Regions from separate parts of the Homo sapiens genome. Here region 1 is linked to region 2. Evidence: chromatin loops called from intact Hi-C (ENCODE). Cell type or tissue: transverse colon. All regions are shown on one strand. Links, peaks and the distances in the headings refer to the core of each region. The heading gives the core; the rest is flanking DNA. Region 1 has its middle 24 kb from the start of PCAT7. Region 2 has its middle 6.6 kb from the start of FBP2.

Evidence for each region. A loop is a pair of places that touch in the nucleus more often than their neighbours do. Peaks named below come from ENCODE experiments on the same cell type or tissue, not always from the same donor. Only the 100,000 strongest peaks of a DNase experiment are listed, where the experiment ranks them.
Region 1: a loop joins it to region 2, with 24 times the contacts of the local background. A loop is called at or near these places in 2 of 110 quality-filtered maps.

Annotation. Positions count from the first base shown.
Region 1 is chr9:94,529,324-94,532,242 of GRCh38, reverse strand. No RefSeq gene overlaps it. Among named protein-coding and RNA genes, the nearest start is that of PCAT7, 24 kb to the left of the region's middle. In transverse colon, for the core only: no CTCF peak of the experiment used is centred there; no DNase peak of the experiment used is centred there; H3K27me3 peaks cover 388 bases.
Region 2 is chr9:94,598,931-94,601,849 of GRCh38, reverse strand. No RefSeq gene overlaps it. Among named protein-coding and RNA genes, the nearest start is that of FBP2, 6.6 kb to the right of the region's middle. In transverse colon, for the core only: no CTCF peak of the experiment used is centred there; a DNase peak (open chromatin) is centred at 1,309; H3K27ac peaks cover 1,358 bases.

The sequences.
Region 1 (2,919 bases), core at 107-2,606, 70 kb after region 2:
CTGGCATGAGATGGTATCTCATTGTGGTTTTGATGTGCATTTCTCTAATGACCAGCGATGATGAGCTTTTTTTCATGTTTTTGGCCACATAAATGCCTTCTTGTGAGAAGTGTCTGTTCATATCCTTTGCGTACTTTTTGATGTTTTTTTCCTTGTAAATTTGTTTAAGTTCCTTGTAGATTCTGGATATTAGCCCTTTGTCAGATGGATAGATTGCAAAAATTTTCTCCCTTTCAGTAGGTTGCCTGTTCACTCTGATAATAGTTTCTTTTGCTGTACAGAAGGTGTAAGGATGGGGTCCAGTTTCAGTTTTCTACATACGGCTAGCCAGTCTTTCCAACACTATTTATTAAATAGGGACTCCTTTCCCTATTGCTTGTTTTTGTCAGGTTTGTCAAAGATCAGATGGTTGTACATGTGTGGTGTTATTTCTGAGGCCTCTGTTCTGTTCCATTGGTCTATGTATCTGTTTTGCTACCAGTACTGTGCTGTTTTGGTTACTGTAGCTTTGTAGTGTAGTGTGAAGTCACACAGCATGATGCCTTCAGCTTTGTTCTTTTTGCTTAGGATTGTCTTGGCTATAGAGGCTCTTTTTTGGTTCCATATGAAATTTAAAGTAGTTTTTTTTCTAATTCTGTGAAGAAAGTCAATGGTAGCTTTATAGGAATAGCATTTAATCTATAAATTACTTTGAGCAGTATGGCCATTTTCACGATGTTGATTCTTCCTATCCATGAGCATGGAATGTTTTCCATTTGTTTGTGTCCCCTTTTATTTCCTCTAGCAGTGGTTTGTAGTGCTTAAACTTGGAATCAATTCCCCATGTAAACTGAAGGATAACTGTATAAAGAAAATATTTTCTGTAATAGGAAAATGGTGCTATGTATTAGCTTAAAATTGCAGGAAGAAATGACTAAGTATTCCTTCTTTTCTTGAGGCTTTAAGTAGGAATCCATTTCCTTGCATTTTACAGTTTGTAAAGACTGCTCGAATTCTTTATTTCATGCCCCCACCCACCTTTCATTTTCTTTTCTTTTTTTATTAAGTTTAAGTCCGGGTACATGTGCAAGATGTGCAGGTTTGTTACATAGTTGAACGTGTGCCATGATGGTTTGCTGCCCCTATCAACCCATCACCTAGGTATTAAGCCCAGCATGCATTAGCTATTTTTCCTAATGCTCTTCCCAGACCTACTCCATCACCCAACAGGCCCCAGTGTGTGTTGTTCTGCTCCCTGTGTCCATGTGTTCTCATTATTTAGCTCCCACTCATAAGCAAAAACATGGTGTTTGGCCGGGCGCGGTGGCTCACGCCTGTAATCCCAGCACTTTGGGAGGCCGAGGCGGGTGGATCATGAGGTCAGGAGATCGAGACCATCCTGGCTAACAAGGTGAAACCCCGTCTCTACTAAAAATACAAAAAATTAGCCGGGCGCGGTGGCGGGCGCCTGTAGTCCCAGCTACTCGGGAGGCTGAGGCAGGAGAATGGCGTGAACCCGGGAAGCGGAGCTTGCAGTGAGCCGAGATTGCGCCACTGCAGTCCGCAGTCCGACCTGGGCGACAGAGCGAGACTCCGTCTCAAAAAAAAAAAAAAAAAAAAAAAAAAACATGGTGTTTGGTTTTCCGTTCCTGCATTAGTTTGTTGAGGATAATGGCTTCCAGCTCCATCCATGTCCCTGCAAAGGACATGATCTCTTTCCTTTTTATGGCTGCATAGTATTCCATGGTGTATATGTACCACATTTTCTTTATCCAGTCTATCATTGAGGGGCACTAGAGTTGATACCATGTGTTTGCAATTGTGAGTAGCAATAGCTAATATTTTTAAATAATATATAAATTATTATAGTCATACTGGAAACCTGTAAAAATGATCAGTGAACTTGAAGACATAGCAATGTTGAACTAAACAAAACAAATCACAGAGAAAAGTATAAAGGTTAAAAAATAAAAAGAGCTCTAGAATAGTTTGCTGTAATATCAAGCAGCTTAATATTTAGTACTTTGAATATACAGATATATAATTTTAATTTAAAAATTGTAAAGTTATTCCTTCAAAGATAATCACACCATGTCATATCATGGTTAAGTAACTGAAAACCAGATAAGAAAATTAAAAGAAATAAAAAGGAAGGCAAGGAATACTTGCTACCTTTACAGAGAAGTTAAGAATGACTATATATATTGGCCGGGCGCGGTGGCTCACGCCTGTAATCCCAGCACTTTGGGAGGCCGAGGCGGGCGGATCACGAGGTCAGGAGATCAAGACCATCCCGGCTAAAACGGTGAAACCCCGTCTCTACTAAAAATACAAAAAATTAGCCGGGCGTAGTGGCGGGCGCCTGTAGTCCCAGCTACTTGGGAGGCTGAGGCAGGAGAATGGCGTGAACCTGGGAGGCGGAGCTTGCAGTGAGCCGAGATCCCACCACTGCACTCCAGCCTGGGCGACAGAGCGAGACTCCGTCTCAAAAAAAAAAAAAAAAAAAAAAAAAAAAAAAAAAAAAAATGACTATATATAGTTTTTCTGAAACTGTGAATGCCATAAGGGCAATAGAATGATGTCTTCAAGGTGGCAAATATGGAGTTAAATCTGCAAATCTAGAATTCAATGAAAAAATAAACACATTTTCAGACAAGCTAAATTAAATTTGTCATCAGCAGATCTATACAGTAGATGTTTTAAAAATTTTTGAAGCAGAAGAAAATGATAGAAACTCAGATCTATGCAAAGCACTGAAAAACAATAAAAAAGTTTGTAAATATAAAATAATGCTCATGTTAAAATATCTTTAAAAGATTATGAACTAAAACAAATAACATCATTACAAACAAAATAATGTGCTGTGATGCTTATAATATTTGAAAAATTAAAATTTGTGACTGTAACAGCACAAAAAGCACAAAAACTGGAGATGGTAAG
Region 2 (2,919 bases), core at 111-2,610:
ACGCACAAAGCACCTCTTGAGTTTTAAACTTCTTGTAACTCAGCTGGCATCTGGTTCTCAAAGCATGAAGGGAGAGAAATATGGTCTGGGAGCCTTTTCCATATATATATCAGGGTGCAGTGGCTCACACCTGTAATCCCAGCACTTTGGGAGGCCAAGGCGGGCGGGCGGATCACAAGGTCAGGAGATCAAGACCATCCTGGCTAACACAGTGAAACCCCGTCTCTACTAAAAATACAAAAAATAGTTGGGCGTGGTGGCGGGCGCCTGTAGTCCCAGCTACTCAGGAGGCTGAGGCAGGAGAATGGCATGAACCCGGGAGGCAGAGCTTGCAGTGAGCCGAGATCACACCACTGCACTGCAGCCTGGGCGACAGAGCGAGACTCGTCTCAAAAAAAAAAAAAAAAAAAGAAAAAAGAATGAGGGTCTTTGCAGATCTAATTAAAGTAAGGATTAAGATGAGATGAGCCTAGATTACCTACATTAGGATGGGTCCTCCTCTGAAGCCATGCATTTTTGTACAGGTTCATGACATGGCAGGAGCCTGGAGGCCTAAGCCACCGCCATGTCGATGTCAGCCTGGGACCAGAAGGAGAGACAAACCTTTGCTGTGCTAAGCCGTGGGGATTTCAGGTTTATTTGTTGCTGCACGATAACATACGCTATCCTGACTAAACTAGACCAAGCTTGGCAATATTTTTAACCTCTCTGAGTCTCCCTTTCTTCATTTGCAAAATGTTAATTGTAATATCTATTGTAGTCAAGGCCATTTTCATCGTAGGTAACAGAAACCCATTTATTCTGCTAAAGCAGAAAGGCAATTTGTTGGAAAGCTTCAGGGGACTCTCATGAAACCTAGCACCCACTGCTTTCCTAACCCCGAGGACACACCCTTAGTCCGTCCTGGCATTGTCAGCCAATCCACTGTGTCTCCATGTCTCACACCAAGTTCCCCGGAGAAAAAAACCTGACGTCTTAGCTTGTGTCCAGTTAGCTGCAGCCATAGACCCGGGTCATATAAGACAAACGTGGCCTTGGGTTTTCTTTTTATGGGCAGGGCACGCCTCTCTCTTAGATGGGGATCGTGGGCTGAGCAGATACCCTAAAGGGTCTGCCGTGCTGGAAGCAGAAATGCTGAGGTTTCATGAAAGAGCGTTTGTTGAGATCACTGGAGACGGGGCATGGAAGGCATTCTAACAGAGTTTTGCTAACAGAGAATATGCTCTCAGCTAGTACTGTAGAGTCACAGTCCAGATCCTAGACTTCAGGTGGGGGCCCCGCCCTATGAACTGCCCTAAGACTGCCTTACTGTTCAGAGACTCTGTTTGTCCTTACTACTTCCGCCCAGGCCTGTGAGGGCCTTTCACCAAGCACAGCAAGCCCATAAATAGCTCTGTGATCACCAATGCATCAGTGGCGCTGAAAAAAGCGTGAGCTGGACGCTGCCCCCCCCTTCCTCTGGGCCTTCCAGATGCCCCGTGTGTCCACGCTGTTGTGTGCCCTGAAAGAACTTTGGCATTTGCTGAAAGGTCACCAGCTGCAATTTCAGATCATGTAGGTAACTCGAACTTCCAACATTTAAATGTAGCTGAAAGGGGCATGACAGCTGCACAGGTGCCAGCCTGGGCTGGAGGGTGGCAGAAATAGCAGGCCCTCCCTTGGATCCCTTTACGGGGGGAGCTGACTTATACATGGCACTGGCCAATCCCCCTCCCTCCTGATCCCCAAATTATCCAGGCTTCTGCTCATCCTTGACACCCACAGTGCCGGACAACCGGCGCCTCTCCAGAGATCTGCTCATAACACTGGCTTGTTTGTTTCACTTCCAATCTGTTGTGAACAGATATGTTAATAAAACATAATAAGCCGAGCGCAGTGGCTCACGCCTATAATCCCAGCACTTTGGGAGGCCAAGACAGGCTTATCACCTGAGGTCAGGAGTTTGAGACCAGCCTGCCCAATATCATGAAACCCCATCTCTACTAAAAATACAAAAGGTAGCCAGGCATGGTGGTGCGTGCCTGTAGTCCCAGCTACTCGTGAGCTGAGATGGGAGAATCACTTGAACCTGGAAGATGGAGGTTGCAGTGAGCCGAGATCGTGCCACGGCACTCCAGTCTGGGCAACACAGCGAGACTCTGTCTCAAAAAACAAAACAAACAAAAAGCATAATAAAAATAATTACAGGAGTGGCTAATAAGCACCTGCTCAACATCACTAATCATTAGGAAGATGCAACTACTCTAAGCCACAGTGAGATACCACCTCACACCCATTGGGATGGTTACTGTAAAAACAAACAAACAGAAAATAACAAGTGCTGGCAATAAGGTGGAGACCCTGGGACTCTTGCTCACTGCTGGGGAGTGTGAAATGGTGCAGCCGCTGTGGAAAATGGTGCAGCAGTTCCTCCAGAAATTAGACAGACAATTACCATATGATCCTGCAGGTCCACCTCTGGGCACATCCCCGAGAGAATCAAAAGCAGGGCCTTGAACAGATGTTTGCACGCTGTGCTCATGGCAGCATTACTCACACTAGCCCAGAGGTGGAGGCAACCCAAGCGGCCATAGAGGATGAATGGGTGAACAGACTGTGGCGTGTCCATACCAGGGAATGCTGTTGAGCCTCAGAGAGGAGGGAACTCTGACCCATGCCACAGCATGCGGGGATGGTGAGGACATTGTGCTGAGTGAAATAAGCCAGTCGCAGCAGGACAGATACTGTATGGTCTATGAGGGACCCAGTGTAGCCAAATTCATAGAGACAGCAGAATGGCGGGTGCCAGGGACTAGGTGTTGGGAGGGGGAATGGGGAGTTCTTGTTTAATGGGTACAGAATTTCAGTTTGCAAAATTTGAAATTGGGATTATGACTATAATTGGGGTCTAGAACTGTTCTATCATGCAAACCCCCATTG